Regions from separate parts of the Homo sapiens genome. Here regions 1, 2, 3 and 5 are each linked to region 4. The links are chromatin contacts, found by Hi-C or POLR2A ChIA-PET in ENCODE. All regions are on one chromosome and are shown on one strand. The core of a region is the stretch at or near the end of the contact, and the rest is flanking DNA. Distances in the headings are between cores, read along the strand shown. Region 1 holds the start of USP15 (ubiquitin specific peptidase 15). Region 2 holds the start of KICS2 (KICSTOR subunit 2). Region 3 holds the start of E2F7 (E2F transcription factor 7). Region 4 holds the start of RAB3IP (RAB3A interacting protein). Region 5 holds the start of MON2 (MON2 regulator of endosome-to-Golgi trafficking).

Region 1 (5,188 bases), core at 966-3,465, 7.5 Mb after region 4:
AATATACTTATTTGAAAATACCAAACTTCATAAAGTTAAACGCCCACAATGCACATATTGCTCCTATCATCCTGTAGTGTCAATGCTACCAATTACTCTATATACAAAAACGTGACATTAATGAGAGACAATAACACTTATATTTTAACTTATAGACTTACAGATTTCTATTTTAAGGAAATTCACTTTTTAAAATAAGGTGGTACTAGGTTGGGTGAATTAAGAATTTTTAAATGTTCTTTAACTTACAATAGCCAGCGGGGACTTATTTGTCATTACCACAAGCCAAGGTAAACATGGGTGTCCTAGGAAATGTCCAATTTCCCCACAGTAATAAACATCTAACATTATAATAAAAACAATAACTTTTTTTTTTCTTTTTTTGAGATGGAGTCTCACGTTGCCCAGGCTAGAGTGCAGTGGCCGGATCTCGGCTCACTGCAACCTCCGCTTCCTAGGCTCAGGCAATCCTCCCACCTCAGCCTCCTGAGTAGCTGGGACCACAGGCGTGCCACCATGCCCAGCTAATTTTTTTGTATTTTTGTAGAGACGGGGTTTCACCATGGTGCCCAGGCTGGTCTGGAACTCCTGAGTTCAAGTGATCCTCCCTCCTCGGCCTCCCAAAGTGCTGGGTTACAGGCGTGAACCACCCTGCCAGGCCAACAATAACTATTATTAAGTCACTTGAAGATTCTATTTTTTTGATATAATGAAACAAGTATGTATTTACATCCTTAGGGATTTCTATCATACAAACATAGTATATAGCCTACCAAAAAAGAAAAAAGAGACTAAGACTTAGATCAAGGTTAAATTAAGGTCCTAAGTCTGCCACCTATTAGCTTAACTGAAAATGATCCCAATATCACAGCCTTTTGTCAGGAGTAAAGAGCAGAGATAAGAGGATAACTAAAATTTGATATCTCATAAATATGAAATTCTTAAGATATTAAAACGAATCAAGATAAAATCCTTATAATAAAATTACTGTCCATTTTACAGCATGAAGATAATGAGGTGCAATGATTTAAATTAACTCTCCTCAAAGCCATACTGCAAGTTGAGTGGTGAAACTGTGACATAACTCAGGTCTAAATCTTACTGTTCCTTTCACTATGCCATACTGAAACACTCTATGAATTATATACTACTGTTATGGTAACAGTGGAAAGTGAAAATATGTTTTATTATAATGAAGAGGCACATTATGCTTCCCAAAAAATAAGGAATTTTAAATTATGTTACATATTCACATATTTAAGTTATTGTAGATGCCACTTGATATGGTCGACAAGTGTGAAAATGTCCACATACATCCTTCAGTATTTTAAATGTATAACCTTTGGTATTTTACAAGTTTGAATATTAGCAGTTAGTTAAGCCTCAAGTGGACTTATCTACTTTTTGCAGGCCTACATTATCTTTCAAACAGAAGGGAAGGGCTGCACGTCTAACAGAAACGCTGCCGGCTTCTATCAAGCCACCACTAAAGCACAAGACCACGTGGTCTCTCATAAGCCCAAGGTTCCCTACTCCTCTCCCTCCTTTGACAAGGAACTGGAAACTAGGGTTTCTTTCTCTTATGTGGAGCCCTGACATGCCACCTGTGTAGTACAGACCGCAAACATCCTGCAGCCTGCCTCCCGGAAGACCAAGAATCAGAATAAAAGGGAACTTGGACGCCGACAATTCTAGGAAAGGAAATGAACAGAGAAGTAAAGCCGGTGAGATCGTGATAAGCCGCGGCACCGGGACCTGTCAAAACGGCGTATATAAGACTCAAACCAAACCACTATAACCTATCATTCGGGAAGGCCTGAGGTGGGAGCGGCACTACGGAAGGAAGGAGGACGAAGAGAACCGCACGAGTCAGAACCGCCGCCGCCGCCGCTCCCCGGATACCTTTCAGCATGCCCTGGCAAGCCAAGAACCCTGACCCTCATCTAGAGTCCAACCTTTGCCCCAACATTTCAGAAGCGGCCAAAATCCCGCTGCCCCGGCGGCCGCCGCCGGACCTGCCCGCACCTGTCACTAGCGAAAGAACCAGCTCGCGGCTCCCGCCCACTTCTCCACTATCCTCGGGCAACCGCGGGCATCTCAACCCCTTTCTCTTACCAGGTGTCCCCTTTCCGGAGCGAGGTTTTGAGCAGCGTCGCGATGTCAGACCGCTGGGTGTCCAGATCCGCCGCTCCGCCTTCCGCCATCTTCTTCCACTAGCGGTAGGGGAGGTGGCAGCGACGGCGGCGGCACGCCCCAGAGCATTATGGGAATGGCGTCCCACGGCCCCTCCCAGTCGGCCGGTCGAAACCAAAAGACACCGGGAGCGGGGGTGCTCCTCGGGACAAGAGGAGGCCCCGGGGGCGCACTGGGTGCGCGGCCATGGTCTGCTGCCCCCCATCGGTCCCCGCCCGTCCAGCATCTTGCCTTGGCCTCCTCTGGCCCGGGACTGCCGGGTTTTAGCTTTCCTCGCCGCCGAGGGCTCTGGCTCTCTCTCGCTAGAGGGATGCCACCGCCCTGTCCTCCCGTCCTCAGCGTTGCCTTCCCCTCCCTCTTTCCCACTGACGCCTTGAAAACCCTTATTTGCGCATTCACTCACGCTTGAGGGTGAGGTAGGGTGGGGCGGTGGTGTGGGGGCGTGGGGACGGCTAAGATATGGCAGAAAATGTAGCAGCTCAGTGACTGGGCTTTTCGTTACGAGTGGGAGAACCCAAGCTCGGTGAATATGGGCACACACAAAAAACACTCCGAAACCGAACGCTTGGTCTCCATGCCCTTCCTGGGTTCCTTCCAGCGCTCTTACTCCCGTTGTAGGTGGGGACCCTTTATAGGCTCTTTGTGACGCCTCCCCAGGCACACCCAGACGACTAAGCTGCAGTGAAAAACATGTCCCAGTTCATCGGTGAACAGGGAGTAGAATATGGACAGTATTGAATAATGCCAGATACTAAAGGAAGAAAACGTGCGAGAAACCCTCTTGTTTATACAGGATAGTAACATTTTCTTAGCCCCATCTTCGTATGGTGCCGTACACCTGAAATGAAACTAGATATGTCTTTAATTTGAAGTCAACGATTATGTTACAAAATAGAAAATCGAGTCGCTTAAAAATCAAATGCCAAGGTCACACAGCAGGTGGAGAGGTGAGTGGAGAGGCTGGTTCAAGAGCCCACATGCTATACAGTATAGCACACTCACTGCCTCTCCTTCTGAAAGCCTGAACTAAAATGTAAACTCTTTAAGAGCTGGAACTGGGTTCATCTTTTGTTTTAGCCTTTGTACACCTGGTGGTTAGCACAGTACTGATGGACATGTAAAAATTACCTAAATATTTGTTTAGTAAATGAATTGTGGCAAAATTACTTAAGTATTCCCGAGCATGATGTCCAGGGGTGTGATTTTAACATACCATATTGATGTGAAAAGTCTAAAAGATGGGCCGGAATCCCCACATCATTTCTCGTTTGCCCATTTTAAACCCTAACTCATTTGGTGAGAATGCGATAAAGGTAGGTGTAGTTATGCTAGTAGGAAGTGCTGAATCCAAGTGAAAGTAGTGTATATTGGCATTATGATTTGTGTATATCAGTATTATGATTATGATTGCTTATTTCTGCGTAATAATACTATTTTGCATTATCATGCCAACCTTGAATTGAGAGTTTTAAAACAACTTTCAGTGACTGCTATTTCTGGCTTTTCTCCTGACAGGTTAAAAGATTAAGAGTTTCTCTAACCACGGCTACCCTCTAAAAGTCACATTTTCCCCCTTTTTCCAGTCACTCTCTGAAAGAGAACAAAGTAATTTTCTGAAGGGAAGCTGCAGAATATGGAAAACATATATTGGAGCTACATGGATGTAAGTTCAAACCTCACTTCAACCTTTAGCTGCAAAGTTCTTGCCCTTTAATTGAATCATAAAATTGAGTATAATAATACCTACCTTAAGGGATTTTTATGAAGATTAAATGAAACAATTTGTGTTTATTGCCTGGGACGTAATAGCCATTCAATAAACACTAGTATTGTTTATTGATGACAGGGTGAATTGTACAGTATGTGAATTATACCTCAATAAAGCTATTGAAAAAAGGTGTTAGGGGCTTTGAAGGCAAAACTGTGCTCTCCTTCATTGTATAAACATAACATAACCAAGTAGCAATAAATCATTTATACCCTAATGTCCACTTTCCCTTAAGAGAAAATGCATTTTTGAAGTGTTGACAGCTACAACCATACAATGAAGTAAAATAATATTTTCTTCACTTGCACCATGCTCAAGGCAGCAGGTTAACTGGATATAGACGTGTAAATTCAATGCCAATTTGAATTATACATCAGATTTATGGAGCCGTTTTGTAGACCTAAGTAACTGCCATCAGAGTCAGGAAAGAGATAAAATTATAGTATTTTATTTAGCAAGCACTTACAGAGTGCCTAGCATGGTTCTAAACACTTTAAAATACTAACTTAATTCTCACAGCAATCACATGATTTTGGTACTATTATTATTTCAAGTCTATAGATAAGGAATTGAGGCAAGTAAGTGGCAGAACCTAAATTGAAACCAGGCAGTCTGGCTGCAGAATCTGGAAAGTTTGGGTAAACTTCAATTTTTCTATTGACCTTTATTATTTTGTTTACAGCAATCAACGTTTTAGTGATCTCAGTTGATCAGTTTATGGAAATTCTGCTTATTTTACTGGTGCTTCTCTCAATTATGAAGAGAAATAAGATATTGTTCATAAATTGGTTAAAGTCCACATCCCTACTGAATAATTAAGTAGATAAATTGATGAGAAAAGCTACTTCACCTTAATCACCAATAATTGAATATAAATCAGGGATTATATCTGCTTATTTAGAATGAATGTCTTCACTGATGCATTCCTTAGTTAACTTTTGATGAATGTACCAGTTTGCTTGGTGATTGTTATTGCCTTCTCAGACTCTCTGTACCTTTTTTGTCAATTTAAAACGTAACCTAGAGAGCTGAGTATGCTGAGTACTTAGGCTAGATATGAACAAGCTGGACCTCTTAAAGTCACAGTTGGTTGTGAAATTAGAGATTCTCTAGGAAGGATTCCTTTACCCTCTAGTAATTCCAAACCTCTCTGCTTACTGATATTTAAACAATTCCTTTAAGAGAGGTTCTTTTACTCAACAATTAAGAGATGGGACTTCAAATGTA
Region 2 (5,645 bases), core at 3,124-5,623, 5.5 Mb after region 4:
TGGTCTCTTCAATAAATAGTGTTGGAAAAACTAGGTATCTAAGGTAGATTACCTGCAAAAGGGTAAAATTATACCCTTACTTTACACCCTCCACAAAAATTATATTGAAATGGGTTAAAGACTTAAATATCAGACCTGAAATTATAAAACTCCTAGAAAAAAATATAAGGGGAAAGCCACTTGCCATTGGTCTTGGCAATGATTTTTCAGATATGCACCCAAAGTATAGGCAACAGAAGCAAAAATAAACAAGTTGGACTACATCAAACTAAAAAGCTTCTGCATAGCAAAGGAAACAATCAACAAAATGAAAGGGTAACCTATGCAATGGGAGAAAATATTTGCAAACCATATATCTGGTAAGGAGTTAATATCCAAAATACGTAAGGAACTCATACAACTCAAGAGCAAGAAAACAAATTGCCCAATTAAAAATTGGGCAAAGGATGCGAATAGACAGTTTTCCAAAGCAGACATAAAAATAGCCAACAGATACATTAAAACAAACTCAACATAACTAATCATCATGAAAATGCAAGTCAAAACCATAAGATATCACCTCACACCTGTTAGAATGGCTATTATCGAAAAAATGGCCAGGCGGGGTGGCTCATGCCTGTAATTCCAGCACTTTGGGAGGCTGAGGTGGGAGGACCGCTTGACACTAAAAGTTTGAGACCAGCCTAAGCAACACAGCAAGACTGTCTCTATTAAAAAAAAAAAAAAAAGGATAAGCAATAACAAGTGTTGCTGAGGGTGTAGAGAAACAGGAACCCTTGTACACTGCTGGTGGGAATATAAATTGATACAGCCATTACAGAAAAATAGTATGGAGGTTCCTCAAAAAATTAAAAATAGAACTATCATACGATCCAGCAATTCCACTTCTGCATTTATATCCAAAGGATTACTCACAATAGTCAAGATACAGAAACAATGTGTCTGTCAATGAGTGAAGAGATAAACAAAATGTAGTAAATACAAGACAATGGAATACTTACCCATAAAAAGTAAGGAAATTCTGACATTTGTGACAACATGGATAAACCTGGAGGATGTTACATTAAGTGAAATAAGCCAGACACAGAAAGACTAATATTCTATGACCTCACTTATATGGCGAATCTAAAAAAGTTGAACTCATAGAAGCAGAGAGTAGAATCATGATTGCCAGGGTCTTGGGGGTGGGGAAAATGGGGAGATGTTTATTGCACATTTATCAGCAATTAAAATGTTTCTTTTGGGAGCTAACCTATGAGAATGCAAAGGCATAAGCATGATATAATGGACTTTGGGGACTCGCAGGGAAGGTTGGGAGAGGGGTGAGAGATAACAGACCACACACTGGGTATAGTGTACACTGCTCAGGTGATAGGTGCACCAAAACTCTCAGAAATCAGTACTACAGAGCTTATTCCTATAGAAACCACCTGTACCCCCAAAACCATTGAAATAAAATTAAACAGTTTCTTTTGCTAGTTTGGTAGATGAAACATAGAATATAGTTTATTTTGCATTTCTTTGATTACTAGTGAGGTTGAGCATTAAAAAAGAATTACTTGAGTTTTATATTTCTTTTGGGACTTATATATTCATGTCCTTTTATTCTTGTTGGTTAGTAAGAGATCTTGATATGTTAAGTACATTAAACCTTTGTCTGACATACATTACAGATATCTTTTTCCCAGGATGTCATTTTTTTTTAATTATTATACTTTAAGTTTCGGGATACATGGGGCAGGTTTGTTACATAGGTATACATGTGCCATGGTGGTTTGCTGCACCCATCAACCCGTCATCTACATTAGGTATTTTATACAGTCAAATCAATCTCATCCTTTTTAAGTTCTTCCAATTCTTTTATATTTAGAAGGTCCTTCTCTATCTTTAGATCAATTAGTCACTTGTATTTTTTCTGGTTTCTGGTTTTGTGTTTTACACTTTTTTTTTCTTCAGGAAACAAGGTGACAGTCTATTTTCCCATGGTTAAGCATATTTCCTTCACTACTAATTGAGTATGTTTCTTCCCCACTAATTTATAATGTCACCTTCATTACCTAAGGAATTCTTATATTATGTGGGTATGTTTATGAGTTTTATAATCTCTTTTATTGTCTATTGGTTTTGGTGATAGTACCACACTTTTTTTTGATTACCTCTATTTATTCATCAAGAATCATCACACTCTCCTCCAGGAAGCCTCCTTAATTCTTCCAAAATGGTATGATTGCTCCCTTCACTCTCTGTCTTTCACCTTTGTCATGTTTAAAAATCTGCCTTGGCCAGGCGCGGTGGCTCACGCCTGCAATCCCAGTACTTTGGGAGGCTGAGGCGGGAGGATCACCTGAGGTCGGGAGTTCCAGACCTGCCTGACCAACATGCAGAAACCCCGTCTCTGCTAAAAATACAAAATTAGCAGGGCGTGGTGGCACATGCCTGTAATCCTAGCTACTCTGGAGGCTGGCCTTAGGCAGGAAAATCACTTGAATCCGGCAGGTGGAGGTTGCAGTGAGCTGAGATGGCTCCACTGCACTCCAGCCTGGGCAACAAGACCAAAACTCTGTCTCAAAAAAAAAAAAAAAAAAAAAATCTTCCTTGAAGCTGGGCGCAGTGGCTCATGCCTGTAATCCCAGCACTTTGGGAGTCCGAGGCGGGCAGACCATTTGAAGTCAGGATTTTAAGACCAGCCTGGCCAACATGGTGTAAACCCCAATTCTGTTAAAAATACGAAAATTAGCCAGGTGTGGTGGCACTGGCCTGTAATCCCAGCTACTCCAGAGGCTGAGGCAGGAGAATCACTAAAGCCTGGAAAGCGGAGGTTGCGGTGAGCCGAGGTCATGCCACTGCACTCCAGCCTGGGGAAAACTCCAGCCTGGGGGAAAGAGTGAGACCCTGTCCAAAAACAAAACAAAATAAAACAACCAAAAAAAAAAAAAACTGCCTTGTATCATTGTTAACAGGGTTGATCTTATCCAATTACATTCTTGAGTATAGGGAACAGGTGCACAATACCTATTCATTAAAATTAGATTAGTGGGATTTCCTTTAAAAGGTAGTGATGATGGCAGAACAGCTCTAGTTTGAGAAAAAACGAAAATAGGCAATTCTCTCATTTGTTCAACAAACATGGCTGCGCCGTCCAATATGAAAAGATTATAACTGTAAGTGAACCCTACTGTACCCTAGGGATCTCACCACTTGGGGAAAGAGATATGTAAATATATGCGATTAAATAGTGTGACTAAGAAGCATAAAATAAGTATGCACAAAGAAGAAAGGAAAAAACTATTGAGTAGTGGGTAGTGTTTCAAAGTAGTGGACATACAAGTATGAGCCGGGTTCATGGGGTTTCTTAAATGCCAAAGGAACTTGTAATTATTCTAAATGACAACGTGCACAATTTACATTAATGTATTCTTCATTCTGGCCAGGGGTGGTGGCTCACACCTGTAATCCCAAAACTTTGGGAGGCTGAGGTGGGAAGATTGCTTGAGCCAGGAGTTTGAGACCAGCCTGGCTAACATGGTGAAACCCTGTTTCTATTAAAAATACGAAAATTAGCCAGGTGTGGTGGCGCTGGCCTGTAATCCCAGCTACTAGGGAGGTTGAGGCAGGAAAATCGTTTGAACTCGGGAGGTGGAGGCTGCAGTGGGCCGAGATCTCACCACTGCACTCCAGTCTGGGCGACAGAGCGAGACTCCGTCTCAAAAAAAAAGAAAAAAAAAAGATAACTTTTTAAGGAAGGTTAATGCAGTTTGGGCCAGGGGCTCTACTTATTAGTTGCAGGGCTAACACAGACCCGGGAGAACTAGAACGGGATACAGGTGAGAGTTAACCGGTGGTGTGTGATGTGATGAAAACTAGGCAATGGGAAGGAGATCAACCTTTACCCGTCAGTCTTCTAATCTCAGCAAATCACTTCCATGAGTTGGTGTAGAAGGTGTCAGGGCTGACTAGGGTCCCTGCTGTGAGTGTGGGCACAACTCCAGGCACTTCCCCATCTCCCAGCCGGCCCAGCGAGGTGCCTGGAGAGCCCAGGCCAGATGTTCTGGCCAGGGCTGACGTCACGTTTGCATGACGTCACCAGCGCTGACGAACCACACAGAGAGGGGCCTGTCAGCTCACCTCAGAGCGCAGGCAACTTCTTAGAGCGGGGAACTGGCCGCCTCCTATTCTACCTTGACGGTCCGAATAGTCAGAGCTACAGGAGCCGAAGCGCCGAAGGAGCTCAGCAACCGCTACCTCCCTCTTTCCTTGGCCCTTATCCGCGTCTTCTCTAAGGCCCAGGAGCGGTCCCGGCAGCGGCGCGCTCACGAGTCCGCCGGTGGAGGCGGTCACGCGCACGCACGCTTGTGCGCAAGCCCGTTCCCTCAGAACCCGGAAGTGCGAGGCCGAGGAGAGCCACGTGGGTCGAGCTGGGGCGCAGCTCGCATGGGGGAGTCTATCCCGCTGGCCGCCCCGGTCCCGGTGGAACAGGCGGTGCTGGAGACGTTCTTCTCTCACCTGGGTATCTTCTCTTACGACAAGGCTAAGGACAATGTGGAGAAGGAACGAGAGGCCAACAAGAGCGCGGGGGGCAGCTGGCTGTCGCTGCTGGCGGCCTTGGCGCACCTGGCCGCGGCCGAGAAGGTCTATCACAGCCTCACCTACCTGGGGCAGAAACTAGGTACCTCCGCCCCGCCCCCCGAGCCCCTTGAGGAGGAAGTAAAGGGGGTATATTCCCCAGTCGGCAGTGGCTTGGGTTTCCCGTCTCTGTGTCACTTCTAGTCGCAGGCTCGACTCGGCATTCCCAGATCTCCTCCCACCGTTCCTTTCCTTCCCTGGGCTTCCACAAGCCCCGCCCACCGGCCTGCGCTGCTGATAGATTGGCGAACTGGGTAGATGCTCTTTGCAGGGCTGTGACCCAAACCGAAGGGTTTGCCCTTTTGCCTCGTGCATGGATTGATGCCATAAATGAGAAGTTAACCAAACTATGTCTTCATTGTTTTAATTAGTGACGCTGCAGCCAGAAGAGCAAAACTTTGCAAAACAACCTAGTTCTATTACTGAACACTGTTGTGTGGCCTCTTAAGGTTAAGGCCCGAGAGTCACATTTAGAGTCCTACCCCGTCTTCATAGTCCCCCAATACATATTTAATGACTAAAGTAATAAATGAATATTGGGCAGGAAAGGCAAGAAATATGCCTAACACTAGCAAGAAGAGACTTAAGGGGAAAATGGTAAACACTCTTAGCACTTCATGTACATCTTGCCTCTGAAATAAGATTCAAGAGCTGATTCAACTGATTTTTACTAGTAGAAGCAATAAGTATAAGTAGATGAGAAGGAAATAATAGATGTAAAAGGCATGGAATATGCATACAAAATAATATTACTGCTTAATTATGACAAATAAATATATTTGAATCCTAGGGGTTTCAGAGTCAGTACTTTGACCTGTTTTAGACTCTTCAATTTTCAGAAGCGTGAGGTCTGATGTGAATGAAGGACACGTATATAAAATACAGAGAATAGAAATGTAAAATTGGTGTAGATTTCATTTTGATCCACCCCCCCCCGTTCCCTAACCAGCCCCCTACTTTCCTTATATTGCCTGAAGGTGACCATGTACATCTTATTGAGCTTTCAGTAAACACTCAAGAGA
Region 3 (5,184 bases), core at 1,020-3,519, 7.3 Mb before region 4:
TTAACAGACAAAAGAGAAAGCAACGTAACTATGGAGGTAGAAATTGGAGTGAGGCTGCCACGTGTCAAGGACTGTTAACAGCCACCAGAAACTGGAAGAGGAAAAGGACAAGAGCCCCAGAGGGAGTGTGGCCCTGGGAATACCTTAACTTTCCAGAACTGTGAGAGACTAAATCTCTGTCCTTATAAGCCAGTTGTAATTTGTTACAACAGCCATAGAAAATGAATACTGTTGGGAAAAGTATTTCCTTATCTAAACTTCTGCTTCCACATATGTGCAAAATTTAATAAGTTGCAATTTTTTATTGTTTAAACTTCTCATTAGGTTTCTACCTACAAAAGAGATTTCAGTTCAAAATGTTATTCCTATAAAAAATGTCAGATTTTTATTACTATTTTCTTTTGTTTAATGTTTTGCATACTTTTCTCTTTTCAATGTATGACCTAGCAGTGATTTTTTTTTTTTTAGGCCGTATTTACCAGCAATCTAGAGTACGAAGTGAAGGACTTGATTGAGCATTCTGAATTCTGCTGAGAGTTCATTTAAAATATATGTATTTGAGGCCGGGCACGGTGTCTCACACCTGTAATCCCAGCACTTTGGGAGGCCAAGGCAGGCAGGCAGATCACCTGAGGTTAGGAGTTCGAGACCAACCTGGCCAACACAGCAAAACCCCATCTCTACTAAAAATACAAAAATTAGCTGGGCGTGGTGGCGCACGGCTGTAGTCCCAGCTACTCGGGAGGCTGGGGCAGAGAATCGCTTGAACCCAGGAGGTGGAGGTTTCAGTGAGCCGAGATTGGGCCACTACACTCTAGCCTGGGTGACAGTGCAAGACTCCGTCTCCAAAAATAAAATAAAATAAAAATATTTGGAGGGTAAGTGGTGAAGAATGGAGTCTTGGTATAGAAAGGAAAATGATACCTTTGCTGTAAAGTAGATGGGGGGTAGGGACATGTCTGTACATTTAAGAATGTCTGATGCTTTAAGAAGGCTGTCTCACATTTCAGTTGAGGGATATCTTACAAAATACTTGACCAATACTACTCAAAAATGTCCAGGTATCAAAAATGAGGAAAGTATGAGAAACTGTCATAGCCAAGAGGAGCCTAGAGACATAGGAACTAAAGGTAATGTGGTATCCTGAACAGAAAAAAGGGCCATTAGGAAAAAATTAAGTAAATCTGAATAAAGTAATGACTTGAGCTCAGAAGAATGTACCAATATTAGATCATTAATTTCAAAAAATATTCTATACTAACACAAAATGTTAATAGTGGGTGAAATTGGGTGCTGAATATATGGGAATTCTTGGTACTATCTCAATTTTTCTGTAAATTGAAAACTTCTAAACAATAAAGTCTGTTTTGTAAAAAGTCCATCTCTACCAACATTCATATTTTAAACAAGAAACTGTAGGATGAAAGAAGTGAAACATTTAATACAGATCAGTGGTGTTGAGGAAATTTTCTAGACTGTCTCCCAGAATGCTAGTCCCTATTGCAAAGAACTACTTTTTTATATAAAGCTTTTTCCCTCCTAATTATTTGCAATTTGCCGAAAAGGGAACACCAAAAAACATTTCCGGATTTGCCACACACACAAAACAAACAAACAAAAAAAAGTTAGAAAAACTTCTGGTTTGGCTTCCAGTCTTGTCTCCAGGGCTAACTGGCGTGCCATCTGCTCGCAGCAGAGCGGTAACCATGGTTCATGTGTCACACCAGCGTGCGATGTTAAGAAGTTTGCCCCGGCAAGTCTGGACAACTCCGCTTCCGCACAGGTTGCTGAGGGCGGGCGGGGATGGCGGCAGCAGCATCCAGAGGGTGTAGATCGTTCTTCCAAACCCCATCTGCTTTCCTGTCCTCTGGCTGTGCCCGGGGTCCCCGGGCGCGGCAAGCCGCGGGGACGTGCGCGGGTCTTCTATGCATAACAAAAGAGCCCTCCTCCTCCTCTTCCTTCTCCCGCCGCCCCGCGCCGCCCCGCGCCGCCCCCACCTTGGCTTCCCGCGGCCGCCGGGGCCCGCGTCCCCAGCAGGAATTGGCTCCCGGGCCCGAGGTTTCCAGGTACCCGGAAGGGGGAGGGGGCCGAGGCGGCAACAATTGGGCGGGTGAGGGCAAAACGCGCGGCTCGGAGCGCCAAGACTCCGAGGGGCGGTGAGCCCGGGCCGTGCCGCCGCACGATTGGCCGGGGCCGCCCCGCCGGCCGCCGCTGATTGGTGGATTCTCAAATTCGGTCTCAAGGCGCCAGAGGAGGTGTTTTAGCGGGGACTACGATCCAGGCTGGAGTTGCGCTCGGCCGGTCTGAGCGCTGGCGCTGCCCGGACGCCGCGGGGTCCCCGCCAGCCCAGGGCACTCGGCGCGGGGATCTGCGCGCCTCGCTCTCCCTTCCCGATGCCGCCGCCCGGCTGCTGATCGCCGCACCACCTTCCCTCATCGGCTTGGGTCCGTGGAGGTCCCTGCAGAGGCAGGAAGCCTCCTTAGGAAAGCAGGGGTAAGCGTGCGGCCCCAGCGCCAGTGGGGAGGCGGGAATTGGGATACAGGGCCCACTCCCGCCCCGGCTGCCAGCCTGCCACTCCTCACGTCCCCCGGCTGGCGAGGGCTCGAGGTGTTTCTGCCGGGGAACCCGGTGCGCAGAGGGTGTGCCGGGTGCAGCTCTCACTCCGGCCCGGCAGTAGAGGGGATTTGCCCTTCCCCACAACTTGGAGCTTTCATTGGAGAAGTTTATTTGGGGGATCTGCTTGGAGGCCTGGGAAGGGGCTGCGCTCAGCGCTGAGTGGGTTTGGTCTAGCGATCGGGTTTCCTTCCCCCGATTCAAAACCCCTCAAAGCCGAATTCCTCTCAGTTCTTTGCGCCAAAATTAACTGACCTGGGAGACCCTGTACTTTTCTGACAGATTTGCCCAACACCCTTCCGACTTGGTAACTTTATTTTGCCATCTAGCTTTTCATAAGGAGTTACTATTTTTGTAGATTTTTTTCTTCCCAGATTTTCAGTATTACTAAGCACACTTTAGGTGTTTGAGTTTGTTCGCGTGAGTTTTAGAAAGTTGAGGGTGGCTACAACTCCTGGAAATGCCCAGGATGTGCTTAGAGAAGGGGGAATTTCATATTGACAAACAAGTAACACATATGTAGATATTTTTGTTTGAGGAAAAAATACCTAATTGCAAAATCATTTTCTAGTGTAATTGTGCATTACAGATGGAGGTAAATTGTTTAACACTAAAAGACCTGATCAGCCCCAGGCAGCCCAGACTAGATTTTGCAGTTGAAGATGGGGAAAATGCACAAAAGGTAAGCAAACATAAACACCTTAGTTTCTAATATGTTAAGGATGGTGATGTTGAATTCAATTAAGTGTTCCAACATGCCATTTGTATTTGTATTTAAGCATAATAATTAATATTGATAAACATTATAGAAACATTCTTTTTTAAAAATAGAGCCATCCAAACCATTATTGTTGGAATTCTACTCTCAGATATAGTGGGAAAAATAGGCAAGGTTACATGTAATGTTGTAACCAATTTATATAAGTCAAAAATATGCTGGCTACAGCAATCAAAGTTTATAATACAGTTGTCAAGGGTGGTGTAGCTAGTGCTCTGTAGGAATGCTAAGCCTCAGTTCCCAGGAAAATAGACCTTTGCAGGCATAAATGCTGGATTATTAAAGTGCTGTGAAATGTCTTCATACCAATGAACTAGCTCCCAGAGACTGTTCCATTCACCCAAGAGTAGACCTGTGCCTACTATATAGGGAGATAAAGTGGCTGAACTCATCAGTATATTCTGAATATTTTACCATACTGTTGCTAGTTTTGCACTGAGCCATTCCCTTACATTTTGCACCCCTTGTGATTTGTAAGACCAAGATGTTGTTTTCAAGAACATTACAAAGTAAACTGGCCATAACAATGTCTAAACTATCTGAGCATTTTTAGGCACAGGCAAATAGAAATAACAAACCAAGTTTTAGAAACTTTGAATATAAATCTGTGAGTAGCAACTTGGGCATTGAACTTCTCCGAGCTCCTGGTCTTATTTTTAGGCTTAGCATCAACAGTGAAACTCCTTGGTTGCAAAGCAACCCAGGCTCATATGAGCCTTTGAAGAATACTTGATAATTGCTAATTTAGGATAGATGCGAAATTGTATGCTCCCCCATCTAGGGATTTTTTTTTTGTCCGGCATTTTGATTTATTTTTATTAGGTAAAGAAATACAGTAGTTCCCCTTATCCACAGGGAATGTGTTCCAAGACCTGCAGTGAGTACCTGAAACTGTGGATAATAGTGAACCAGATTGCCATTAGTTGGAACACATTTCTGTTTATTCTGTTTATGTTTTCCACCCCCAAATTTAGTGCCTTTTCCATCTTAACTAAGTACTTATGTACCATGGCTATAACTTTTGCAGTTTGGGGTATGACAGCAAAACTAGCATGAATTTCTCTTTCATTCTTTACAATTTCACAGATAGGAGACTAATTCTTACAGTAGATCTTAGCAACCTTGGCGTACGATTTTCTTTCCTTAAGTCAAGAACGTTCACCTTTTCACTTAAAAGAAGCACTTTATGGCTTCCCTTTGGCATATCCAAATTGCCAGCATCACTACTCTTGTGCTTTGGAGCCATTATGAAGTCAAATAAGAGTTACTCGAACATGAGCACTGCAATACCGTGACAGCCAGCCTGAAAACACAGTGGCTGCTCGAGCAGGTAGTATCTACCGTGCAAATACGCTGGACAAAGGGGTGAGTCACATCCGAAGCAGGACGGAGCAGGATGACGTGAGATTTCATTACACAGAACTGCACACAATCTAAAACTCATGAATTGTTTATTTCTGGAATTTTCCATGTGATATTTTTGGACCGCAGTTGGCCACTGAAAGTGAAACCACAGATAAAGTGAAGATTATTTAAAGTGGCCTTTTTTTTTTTTTTTTAATTATCTAAGTCATGAGGGTGGAAATGCCCAGACTTAAAGTATATATTCAGAGTTTTGGCTTTGAGAGTTTTAGAGCAAAACTTTGTTTTCCTTTCCAATTTGGATGGTTCAGCCTTGAAAAAATACACATCCATACATTTATATAACGTCTAAGTCAGTGCTTTACTTCTCTTCCTCTGGGTCAATGACTTTTATCAAGTACCTTCAACAAAGACCCTTCTCCTCTAGCATC
Region 4 (5,578 bases), core at 1,694-4,193:
CACTTATACATGAAGAAATGACAGAGTGTAGTGGTTAAGAGCACAGACATGGAAGACAAACTGTCTGACATCTAATCTAGACCTGTCACTTAATTAACTATGTGACGTTGAGCAAACTACATAAGGTCTCAGGGTCTCAATTTTCTCAACTACAAAATAGGGATAAAGTATTATCTCCTCGCTCACTCTGAGAGTAAATGAGTATAAAGCTTACACCAGGACTTCGCTTGATAAGCACTAGACTTAAAAGTAACTGTAGTAGCAATGCTGGTATCACCGTCTTCAGAAAACTTGGATATTTTTAAACCAGAAATACAAATGGTAACACTTGTCATCTGTGTGCCTCCTTATAGTTACAAAGCTCTTTAATAGAAGGTGCAGACCAGGAATGTAAGAAACAAAAGCACTACGTTCCATTTTGGGCAGTCGGATACAGTTTTTAATACCGGCTCTGTCACTGGCCAGCTGTACGACCACCTACAACTAAGTAACCATAGACAAATTATCGCAACTTTCTAAGCCTCCATTTCCTGACTTGTAAAATTTGATAAACCACCTATATCCCGGGAATGTCCAGAGGACTGAGGAGTCAAGGTATCGAAAACAAGCACACACAGTGCCTTGCACACAATCAAGCTCACACTGGTTCCTTCTCCCCTTCCCCACATCTCTAATGGAGTATGTTATTAAATCCTCATCTTACCATTATGAAGTTCATATTAGGTTGAAACATAAAAAACAGCAGAATATTAGCAATTTCAACCTAATAGTATTTCCACTGACAAATGGAGAAAATAAGCTCAAACAGGTTAAATGTTTTACTCAAGGTTTTATGCACAGTAAGTGATGGAGCTGAACATTAAATAATTTTTCATTCAGCCAGCTCACTAATTTGTTCACTGACTCCTGTTGAGGAGGAAAAAAGTATAGTAACTACTATAATGCATATAAAACTACTGTAATCTACAAAGTATTTTTTCGTGCCATATTTAAAAAATGAGGGGGTGAAACATTTCTAAGAACCTTTCCATTTTAAAAATTATTTGTAGAGGATGTGTGTGTTGGGGGAGGATGAGAGTTTAGACAAAATCAAAGGTAAAGAATATTAAAGGAAACATATGGATAACTGCACTAATTCAAAAAGTACAATAGGATCTATTCAGAAATCCCACAAAGCAGCTAAACATTAAATGGCCATCCTGGTGAAAGATTACAAGTATTCAGTACCACAGATGAGTTGTTTACCAAACACAGAAGGAAGAGTTGTATCAAACACTTTGGTTCACAAAGGTATACATTAATATGTAACATTACTGTAATGGAAAAAAATGCAATGGCTTTTCATTTAATAGTTAAAAAATGGACTACTTAATTGTATAACTGTTTATTTCTATAAATTCCACAAGGGCTTTAGGATTAGATCACATAAGCCGCATCTGGAATACACTGTCTGTCCAAACATGAAAAGTCCTATCAAAATGCACAGTACTAGTAAATAAATAACAAATGATAACAGAACAAGGCCCCATAAAACTGGTGAAATATTTAACAGTATCAAATATTTACTACGATTGGTCTACAACCCTATTCTGCCTCTTTTCTCCTTGATTTGTCATTCAGCACTGGAAGAAAAAAAAACCTTCATGAACAACAAAATGAGAAAAAGGATAATGAACAAGAACTGGGTCTTTCAACTGATTTACAATGGAACAGTTTTGTTGTAATCCTCTTATGGGCCCCTCCTCCAATTATGCAATCATTCCACTGCAAGAGATTACAAGGCTTTTAACCCGACACTGAACGGAAGGAGTTGGGGTGAAACAGGAGAGTGTATAACAGGTAGCCTCCGAACAGGCAACATTTCCATGAAACTAAATTGCCTCTCAGTAATCAGTACTAACTAACTCAGCGCTCGTGTCTTTCAAGACCTTACCCTTTCATCTTTTTTAATCCCATAACAACCGGCAACTCTTCACATGCTGCGACTTCCACCCAGCATCATCACTTCTGGAGCCAGTAAGCTCGCGCTTCCTGGGCGGTCGGGGCGAGTTGTCAACGCTGGGAGGGCAGAGCCATGCAATCCCACCCGTGCAGTTCGTCTCAACTCCCCCGAACACAAGTCTGGCGGCACGGAGCTGCCTACTTGGGCGCGACTCCGGGCGCCTGCCCGGAATTTCCCACCAGGTTTCACCGAAACCTCCCGAGGGTGACCTCTACGCCTCAGCACGGTGCCTCGCGCGTAGTTTCCTAAGACTGGGACACGAAACCACCCCAGGTCCACAGCCCTGCCGCGCGGCGTCCGGTGTTGTGAGCTGCTTCCGACTTGTTCGGGAACTCTCTCTTCATCCTCTTCGCGACCGCGGCCCTCCGCTCCCGGCCGCGCCCGCCCGCCGCCAGGTAACCCGCTGGACTCGGGCTCCCTGCCCCGGGCGCGCGGGACCGCGCAGTTAATGTGTAACGCGCCCGTGCCCGGGGGAGGAGCCGCCGCCCGACGCCCACCAGCAGCCCAGGGGGCGGCCGGCTGACCCGGGTCGCCAAAGTCCCCCCCACACGCCGCCCCCAAGGGCCCGGAGCCCAAGTGCCCAGGCGGAGAGCGAGCTCACCGGGCCTGGGCATCCCCCCGAACCCCCGCGTGCCGCGCCCTGCACGGCGCCAGCACCTGCACCTGCCGCGGCCGCCCCTCCTGGCCGACTCGCCAGAGGCGGGCGCGCGGGCGCCGAGGGGGGCGGTGCTCTACGCTCCGGGCCTCTCCCTCCCGCGGCCGCACTCACCTGAAGAACCCACCGCGGCCGCTGCCGGCGCTCAGGGGCGCTCACAGAGCCGCAGAGAGCGCGTCCCGAAGCAGCGAGAAACGGAGGAGGACGGCGAGCCCTTTCCGCTACACTCCACGGCGGCGGGCTCACTACGCCGGCAGCCGCCGAGGGAACGCGGGACTGCGCCTGCGCCGGAAGCGGGGCCGGGGGCCGGGAGCCGGGAGCGGCCGGTCCTCACGGAGGGAGGGCGGGGTAGGGGGGTGTGGCCGGCAGGGGCGGGGCGAGCCCGGCATGGGGCCTGGGGGCGGACGCGCTTCCGCGCCCCCTGGCGCCAGGCGGGGCTCGTCGCAGGTGTCACGGCCCTGGCCCGAGGTTCCTCCGCGGGCGGTTTCCCTGGGAACCAGCGCGAGCCGGAGCTGCGCTCTGTTTCGTCGGGCCCGCGCTCTGTTTCGTCGGGCCCGCGCTCTGTTTCGCCGGGCCCGAGAGGCGGCCTCAGGTTAACTTCAAGCATGTTGGGCTCTCCAGGAGGGAGAAGAGGCACCTTTGCCGTGGGTTGAGGACTCCTAGAACCAACCTGAGACTCCGCGGCCATATACACCTTACGACGTGTGTGTGTGTGGCGGGAGATGGGAGGGGAGGAATCCTGTAGAACCCAGATCCCATCATTCCAGCAACTGCCAGAGCGTTCGAGAATGTCATGTCTGTACCTGTCTTCTCTCATCTTTTGTGCCAACTGTTTTATCAAACTTCTACCCCACTTTAGGTCTTCCAGGTAGGAAAAATACAGAAAGAGCCAAGATCCCAAAAATCAAAAAAAAATAATAATAATAGAGGTAGTCATAGTATGTGTCTCTATGTTTAGCAAAAGAGAAACGTGCATTTGTGTGATACACTTATTGAATAGGACCATCATTCTGGGTATTAATCTCATCTATTAGAGGCAGTAAAGAAAAGTAGACTATATGTATGGTTGTTGGAGTCAGAATTACTGGGCTTGAGCCTGCCACCTGCTAGCTGAGTGACCTTAGGCAAATGAATCTCTCTAGCCCCAATTTTCTCATCAGTGAATGAGTATACAGAACCTGCCTCACTGAGTCATTAAGAGTTTAAATGGCTTAATTCATGTAAACACTTTGCGTACTTCATGACACAGAGTGCCTAATAAATATTAGCTATTGTTATTATACCATTATAACTATTATCATGCATCTGTAATCCAGAAACCTAGAAAGCCAGTGTTTCTTATTTTATACCCCATCGCCAATATATCACCAAGTCTTATTCATCCTAATTTCTAAATAATTCTTAAATCTATCTTATCTGATATTCATTGCCACTAGAAATGACCTTTCTCATTAATGGATTCCTATTCTCCCTTACACCTCATAGCTGGTCATTTATTCATCAGACATTTTATTGCACTCCATCTGTGTGCCTCCTGTTAGACATAGGGACAGAGAAACCATTACAAAGTCCCCACCATCCACGGACTCAAACATATATAGGGAGACAAGTATGTCAATAGTAGCTACGTGAAATGAATAAATTAAATATACAGCAAACCACTTAGGCTCCCCAGTCTTGCCGTACTCACATACAACCCTGTATTTCCATATGCTGTTTATTTTTATGTCTTGATCTCCTACCTTTTCCTTGCCTTGCTAATTATTTGTTATTCATTATTTAGCCTAGACATCAATTCCACTGTGAACCCTTCCCTATTGTTGGCCACTCAGCCCTATCCCAGCCACTCCAGTATGGGCTAAGTGCCCCTACCAGGGCTTCCATAACACCGTATCTCTTTGTAACACTTATCACATAGAGTTATAATTGTATCTGTATTTCTCCATTTTCCTGGACTGCGAGCTTCTTGAGAACAGGCACAAGGTCTGACATGCAGTAGGACTGACTCAGTAAATGCAGAATGAGTGAATGGCATGCATGCAGAGTGCAGTCTTGGTATGTGAATGTTTAGAGGACAAGTCCTATGATATATTCTACATAAGACCTAAGACATCATGATCTATAGGAAATAGTAAGCAGTAACCATATATGCCTGAGTCCTGCGTTGGTCCATTTACAAATCACCTACCATCCATGAGGCTTTTTGAAATATACTGAAAGATGTTCCTCTTGAATACTTAACCTGTTAGCGCTGTTTGAGAAGAGTGATATAGATTGTTACCTATAATAATACTTCAGTGTTCTTGCAGCACAGAGACCAAGATACATTACAGAATATTAGACACTCAGAATCTCAGCCTACAAAGTATGTAAAGGGCTGTGAGCATCTTAAGTTTGATAGCTTACCCATATATAAAAAGGACAGCTATTTCACAAAATTTAAAAATGTGAAAGATTTGGATGGGCACGGTGGCTCATGCCTGTAATCCCAGCACTTTGGGAAGCCAAGGTGGGCAGATCCTTGAGGTAAGGAGTTCGAGACCAGCCTGGCCAACGTGGTGAATCCCCATCTCTACCAAAAAAAAAAAAAAAAATCAGCTGTGCATGGTGGCACACACCTGTAGTCCCAGCTACTTGGAAGGCTGAGGTGGGAGAATCACTTGAACCCGGGAGGCGGAGGCTGCAGTGAGCCGAAATCACGCCACTGCACTCCAGCCTGGGCGACAGAGTGACACCCTGTCTCAAAAGAACAAAACAAAAGGCCGCACGCGGTGGCTCACACCTGTAATCACAGCACTTTGGGAGGCTGAGGTGGGCAGATCACCTGAGGTCAGGAGTTCAAGACTAGTCTGGCCAACATGGTGAAACCCCATTTCTACCAAAAACATAAAAAATTAGTCGGGCATGGTGGCTGGCACCTG
Region 5 (5,161 bases), core at 2,101-4,600, 7.3 Mb after region 4:
TAGCACTTTGGGAGTAGGAGGTGGACAGATTGCCTAATCGCAGGAGTTGGAGACAAGCCTCGGCAACATGGTGAGACCCTGTCTCTACAAAAAAAATACAAAAATCAGCTGCGTGTGGTGGCATGCACCTGTAGTCCCAGCTACTCAGGGGGTTGAGGTGGGAGAATCACTTGAACCCAGGATGTCAACGCTGCAGTGAGCCAAGATCCTGCCACTGCACTTCCAGCCTAGGTGAAAGAGATCCTGTCTCAAATAAATAAATAAATAAATAAATAAATAAATAAATAAATAAAATAATAGTCAAGCACTATGGCCATAAAAGACAGAAATGACTAAAAATTTGAAATAAAGACTAAATATAAAATGTCTCTGTTAACTAGCTTCTTAGACTTTGCCTTAAAGTTTAGTTGGCAACCAAAGAGAAAAATAAAACCAAAATCCTACCAGTTTCTTGAAGAACAAAAGCCAAAATCTGGCACTCTTATTAATTTAACAGAGAAAATTTAATTCAGCCAAACTATTTCTTGAAAGTCAAACCTTTGTCCTAAAACTTCATCATAATTAGGCTAATGACTCTCTTTGTTTTAAACCTATGACACAGTCAAGATCATTTTTCAATTCCTAAAGTAGTGCCCAGTGTCATTGGGTAAGAAATCAAAAAGCTTTCATTCAACAAATTCTTATAAACACGTACCATATACAAAATTATGCATCAGAGATAATCACAAGAATTACTTTTGCTATTATCTCAAAGACTAGGTGCAATTACAAAATATCTCTCTAGCCAGTGTTCAAGTAAAAACCAATAAGCTTTTTTGTTAGTTTGTTTTGAGACAGGGTCTCCTTCTGTCTCCCAGGCTGGAGTACAGTGGCACAATCACCACTCACTGCAGCCTTGACCGCCTGGGCTCAAGGGATCCTCCAGCAGCTTCTGGCTGGGCATGGTGGTTCACACCTGTAATCCCAGCACTTTGGGAGCCAGAGGTGGGCAGATCGCTTGAACCCAGTTCAGGAGACCAGCCTGCCAAAACCCCGTCTCTACAAAAAAAAAAAAAAAAAAGGCGAAAAATTAGCCTGTCGTGGTGGTATGCACTTGTAGTCGCTGCAACTCAGGGGGCTGAGGTGGGAGAATCACCTGAGCCAGGGAGTTCGAGGTTGCAGATCGCACCACTGCACTCCAGCCTGGGCCACAGAGACCCCATTTCCAAAATCAAAAAACAAAACAAAAAAATGTAATAAATGGCAATTAAATTCCCAAGCTAGACCACAACAGCCTATAGAGGAACCACAGTTTTTGTATGAATTATTAGAACTGCGAAGTCAGTTCTACAAATTATTGTTGAAATTACAAAATAGTGTTTGATATTTTCTAAATGAGAGCATTTCTCTTATAATTAAAACAACTTAATTCTTTAAAATTCTCTAAAACAGCCTAATTCTTTAGATTTACTTGTTATAACTTTCAACAGAGGATATAAAAAAAATGAAAATCAATATCAAAACAGACTATTGACTATGTGAAATAAAACATATCGTAACAGCCATCTTTCCAAAAGTGGCACATCTGGTTTCCATCACTGGGTAATACTTTATTAAAGAAATACAAGATGGAGTTTGTTGAAAACTGATAAAACCAATGCACTTACAGAAAAGTCAATATTCCTTACAAGCCTAAAATCCAAAATTTATTGGTCAAGTTCTAATTACATAATCTTCATAATAATAAAGATATATTTAAATAAGTATGTAAATATGAAATCCCTCGGTGAATTTTTAGGGCAAAGAGTAAATGAAATTGCAGGTAAAACAAACTACATTAAATAGGAATAAAAATAAAAACAGCCGGGCGCTGTGGCTCACGCCTGTAATCCCAGCACTTTGGGAGGCCGAGGCAGGGGGATCATCTGAAGTCGGGAGTTCGAGACCCGCCTGACCAACATGGAGAAACCCTGTTTCTACTAAAAATACAAAATTAGCCGGGCCTGTTTTTGGTGGGTTTTTTTGTTTGTTTTTTTTTTTTAGAGAATTAAAATGGCATTTTAAGAGAAAAAGCAAATAGTAACCAAATGTTAAATATTTCACCTCAAGAACTATTTGGAGAATTAAATTTCCATGTATTATTTACTGGGATCTCTTTAATAATACCCTTCTGCTCTGACATCTTTCCCATACATAATATAAAACCATCCTTTAACCCTATTTTACAGCTGGAAAAAAAAACCCGAAGCTCAAAGAGGTTAAGATTTATTGCTGGAACTAAATTCAGGTGTATTCGCTCTGACTGCAAGCCCAACTTCCCACTACAGTACTGCTCATAACAAGGTTTAACATGATTATGTGGATCTTCAATATTCTTCATAAATTAGGTGGCTCTGGATAGTTTATTAACACGTCAAAGGATTGATACAGAGTTAAGCTGAATGATATATACCAGAAGGAAAATTGTTTCCAATTCAGTGATATGCCATAAACGTGAGGAGTACAGGTTTCAACAAGATGGGTGGATACTCGTTTCGGGGAGCAACAAACAAGTTTTTCAATTTTGGTTTGGCCAGTTTCAAGTAAGAAAAAGGCCAGAATAGGCTAGTGCACAGTACACCTAGCTGGATTAACTGAATAGGCTCACTTCATGAACTTCACTCCTAAACTGGGAGGACAGGAGAGGGGAGAAAATCAAAGTGCCTCAGCCCTCTCCAGTGGAAACTATAAAAAGCCCTTGTGGAACAACCCACCGACTCACAAATCTGGAAAGGTGAGGCCTGAATGAAAATTAGGACTGGAAACTGGGGTGAAGCACTGAGTCTAACAGGACCAGGCATGCTCACAGTGCCTTCTCCTGACGTCACCTGAAGCTTACCTCTTTGACAGGTGGGAATTTCTTCTTGCACTCCAGTGACAAGGCGCGCAAGTCGCTCTGCATATTCTCCAGCAGCTTCTTCACCGCCTCGGGGCTGCTGGTGCCGGACATGATCCTCCAAGGTCCCAGCCAATTTCCGAGAGGTACAAACAAGCTCTGGCACGGTCAGCTCCTTAGGGCCACAGGCAGCTCCCTCCCGGTGTCTCTGGTCCTTCAGCAGCCCGCTTCTTGGGCCCTGGGCTGCGAACCCGGAGCCTGCTCGAGCGTCCCCCAGCAGCTTCCCCGCAACACCTCTGGCTTTTCTCGGAGGCGCCCCCCGCAGTCGCACCGTCCCGCTAGGCTCCGCCGACTCTGGCCGAGAAACCCACAAGGCGGGCAGGTCCCTCCGCTGCCGCGGGGCCCAGCCACACCGGGTGTCACCAGCCAACCTGGCAAGAAGCTTCAGCGCCAGCTCCCCAGGCCCCTAAGACTCGCCGACGCCATTAGCCGAGTCGCCCACAATTCCGAGCGCTGCCGGGACACGTCAGCCGCACTTCCGGGTACCGTGGCCTCCGCCACCGCCGCGGCCAACCCCGGCGGCAGGCCGTCGGCGGGGCGGGGCTGGGGCTTGGCCATGCTCGGGGCAGGCGGGATTCCGGGTGGGCAGCGATTCCCACAGCCCCACCCCCGGAATCAAGTAGGCTAGACAGGGTTTAAGGCGTCAAGATTCGCTTCGTTTTCATTAACAAGTGCCTGAACAGAGCCCCCGAGTACTCCTTGGCATATCTCTTTGCGTATGTTTGTGTTAAATTGTATTTCGGTGTAAATAATTTGTTTCCCTGTAGATTAATCTTAACGTGTCTCCTCCCGCTTCATTTCGAATCTCTGGACTAGTGGCCCCAAATCAGTGGCTACCTCCTGTTAATATACATTTTTTTTCTTTAAACGCAACTGGTGCACTTACTGTGGGGTAGCCTCTTATTTTCCTAATCTCTAAAATGAGACTACCCTCTGCTCCACGCATTCCGCTGGCCTCCCATCTCACTCAAAGTAAAAGCCAAAATTCCTCCAATCACCTACCAGGCGCTACGAGATCTGTCCCGGCCCCTTTACTGGCAGATGCTCCCAGCTAAAAGGAGAGTTTCGCGAGTTGGGCTGCCGGTTCTTCCTCTTTTTAAATCTTATTTTGTTTCCTGTGTATCTCCAGCACCTAGAACAGTGTCTGGCATATAGCAGGTAATCAGTACATACTTGTTGAATGAATACCCTTCTATTATAAAATCAGAGTTTCGAGGCTCAAATAAGGCACAGATACATAAAAGCCTTCATCAGGTCTGAAGTGCCAAATAAATATGAGGCAAAAGCCAAACAGAAAAATCTTCATCTGTATTTCCCCAAGATCCAGGTTGGTCTACTTTTTCCCCAAGACATTTTGCAGCTGCTGGTCAGAAAGCAGAAAATGAGGGAGGAAAAACCAGAAACAGTAGAGATGAAGAAACCAACACCTTCAGACAGCTGAGCTTATGACATGATGGAAGACAGTGAGCCATGAGATTGTCAGTGGATAGCGCTGTTTGGCTGTAACAGAGCTACTTTGTAAGCTAAATAATTTTATTTTATTTTTCCTTCTGATAAGAAGCAAAGCAAGGATGGATAAAGGGGACAGATGAGGTAATAGTAGAGAGCTCCTAGGGCAGTAATTTTGATCATTTGTGCCTATTACACAACTTCTGGGAAACTTGACACCTCCTATGGTATAAGCTTTATGTATGAAAACTGGTGAATTTAGCAAAAAAGTTCAAATGGAATATATGGCAGACATTATTCTTGAGGTCTCAGGGAGCTTGTAAAAACGAGGCGCTTTTTTTGGGTGGGGGGTGGAGACGGAGTCTCACTCTGTCACTCAGGCTGGAGTGCAGTGGCGCGATCTCCACTCACTGCAACCTCCACCTCCCAGGGTCAAGCAATTCTCCTGTCTCAGCCTCCCGAGTAGCTGGGACTACAGGCGTAGGCTGCCACGCCCGGCTAATTTTTTGTATTTTAGTAGAGATGGGGTTTCACTGTGTTGCCCAGGCTGGTCTCCAACTACTGAGCTCAGGCAATCCACCTGCCTTGGCCTCCCAAAGTGCTAGGATTACAAAGGCGTGAGCCACACCGCAGGCCTTTTTGTTTGTTTGTTTGTTGTTCTTTTTAGTAGAGATGGGGTTTCAGCATGTTGGCCAGGCTGATCTGGAACTCCAGAGTACAAGTGATCCACCCACCTCGACCTCCCGAAGTGCTGGGATTACAGGCATGAGCCACCACACCTGGCCAAAAATGATGCTT

The links. A loop is a pair of places that touch in the nucleus more often than their neighbours do. ChIA-PET counts read pairs that join two places held with the same protein, here RNA polymerase II (POLR2A). Pooled maps may share reads with other maps.
Region 1: a loop to region 4 is called in a map of B cell, with 21 times the contacts of the local background. The contact joins the promoter of USP15 here to the promoter of RAB3IP in region 4. A Hi-C loop is called at or near these places in 2 of 168 maps with a recorded cell type or tissue (B cell and naive thymus-derived CD4-positive, alpha-beta T cell) and 6 of 50 pooled maps.
Region 2: a map of CD4-positive, alpha-beta T cell shows a loop between it and region 4 (6-fold over the local background). The contact joins the promoter of KICS2 here to the promoter of RAB3IP in region 4. A Hi-C loop is called at or near these places in 2 of 168 maps with a recorded cell type or tissue (CD4-positive, alpha-beta T cell and naive thymus-derived CD4-positive, alpha-beta T cell) and 9 of 50 pooled maps.
Region 3: a loop to region 4 is called in a pooled map, with 6 times the contacts of the local background. The contact joins the promoter of E2F7 here to the promoter of RAB3IP in region 4. A Hi-C loop is called at or near these places in 1 of 37 single-sample maps with no recorded cell type and 5 of 50 pooled maps. POLR2A ChIA-PET finds 5 or more read pairs at or near these places in 1 of 52 experiments (WTC11).
Region 5: a loop to region 4 is called in a pooled map, with 9 times the contacts of the local background. The contact joins the promoter of MON2 here to the promoter of RAB3IP in region 4. A Hi-C loop is called at or near these places in 3 of 50 pooled maps.

Annotation. Positions count from the first base shown.
Region 1 is chr12:62,257,431-62,262,618 of GRCh38, reverse strand. USP15 (ubiquitin specific peptidase 15) reads right to left here and starts at 2,215. Exons shown (of 22, transcript NM_001252078.2): 1 at 2,116-2,215. The coding sequence starts at 2,204. MIR6125 (microRNA 6125) reads right to left here and starts at 2,260; the gene lies at 2,165-2,260. It also overlaps a transcript of TAFA2 not described here. RefSeq lists enhancers at 1-485, 486-986, 1,710-1,759, 1,980-2,339, 2,890-2,959 and silencers at 2,380-2,489, 2,570-2,629.
Region 2 is chr12:64,221,024-64,226,668 of GRCh38, reverse strand. It overlaps KICS2 (KICSTOR subunit 2), which reads left to right and starts at 4,373. Exons shown (of 3, transcript NM_152440.5): 1 at 4,373-4,666. The coding sequence starts at 4,432. It overlaps LOC124902952 (a long non-coding RNA gene), which reads right to left and starts at 4,320. Exons shown (of 2, transcript XR_007063347.1): 1 at 4,126-4,320. RefSeq lists enhancers at 3,920-3,979, 4,060-4,249, 4,400-4,489, 3,971-4,565, 4,600-4,659 and 1 more.
Region 3 is chr12:77,062,654-77,067,837 of GRCh38, reverse strand. It overlaps E2F7 (E2F transcription factor 7), which reads left to right and starts at 2,269. Exons shown (of 13, transcript NM_203394.3): 1 at 2,269-2,493; 2 at 3,203-3,295. The coding sequence starts at 3,203. RefSeq lists enhancers at 1,650-1,879, 1,615-2,321, 4,721-4,870, 4,901-4,960 and silencers at 1,930-2,359, 2,380-2,429.
Region 4 is chr12:69,736,225-69,741,802 of GRCh38, reverse strand. It overlaps RAB3IP (RAB3A interacting protein), which reads right to left and starts at 2,943. Exons shown (of 11, transcript NM_022456.5): 1 at 2,772-2,943. It overlaps LOC101928002 (a long non-coding RNA gene), which reads left to right and starts at 3,253. Exons shown (of 4, transcript NR_110072.2): 1 at 3,253-3,525. RefSeq lists a silencer at 2,366-3,195.
Region 5 is chr12:62,465,015-62,470,175 of GRCh38, reverse strand. MON2 (MON2 regulator of endosome-to-Golgi trafficking) reads right to left here and starts at 3,350. Exons shown (of 35, transcript NM_015026.3): 1 at 2,858-3,350. The coding sequence starts at 2,968. RefSeq lists enhancers at 525-1,025, 2,694-3,193, 3,189-3,298 and a silencer at 3,329-3,648.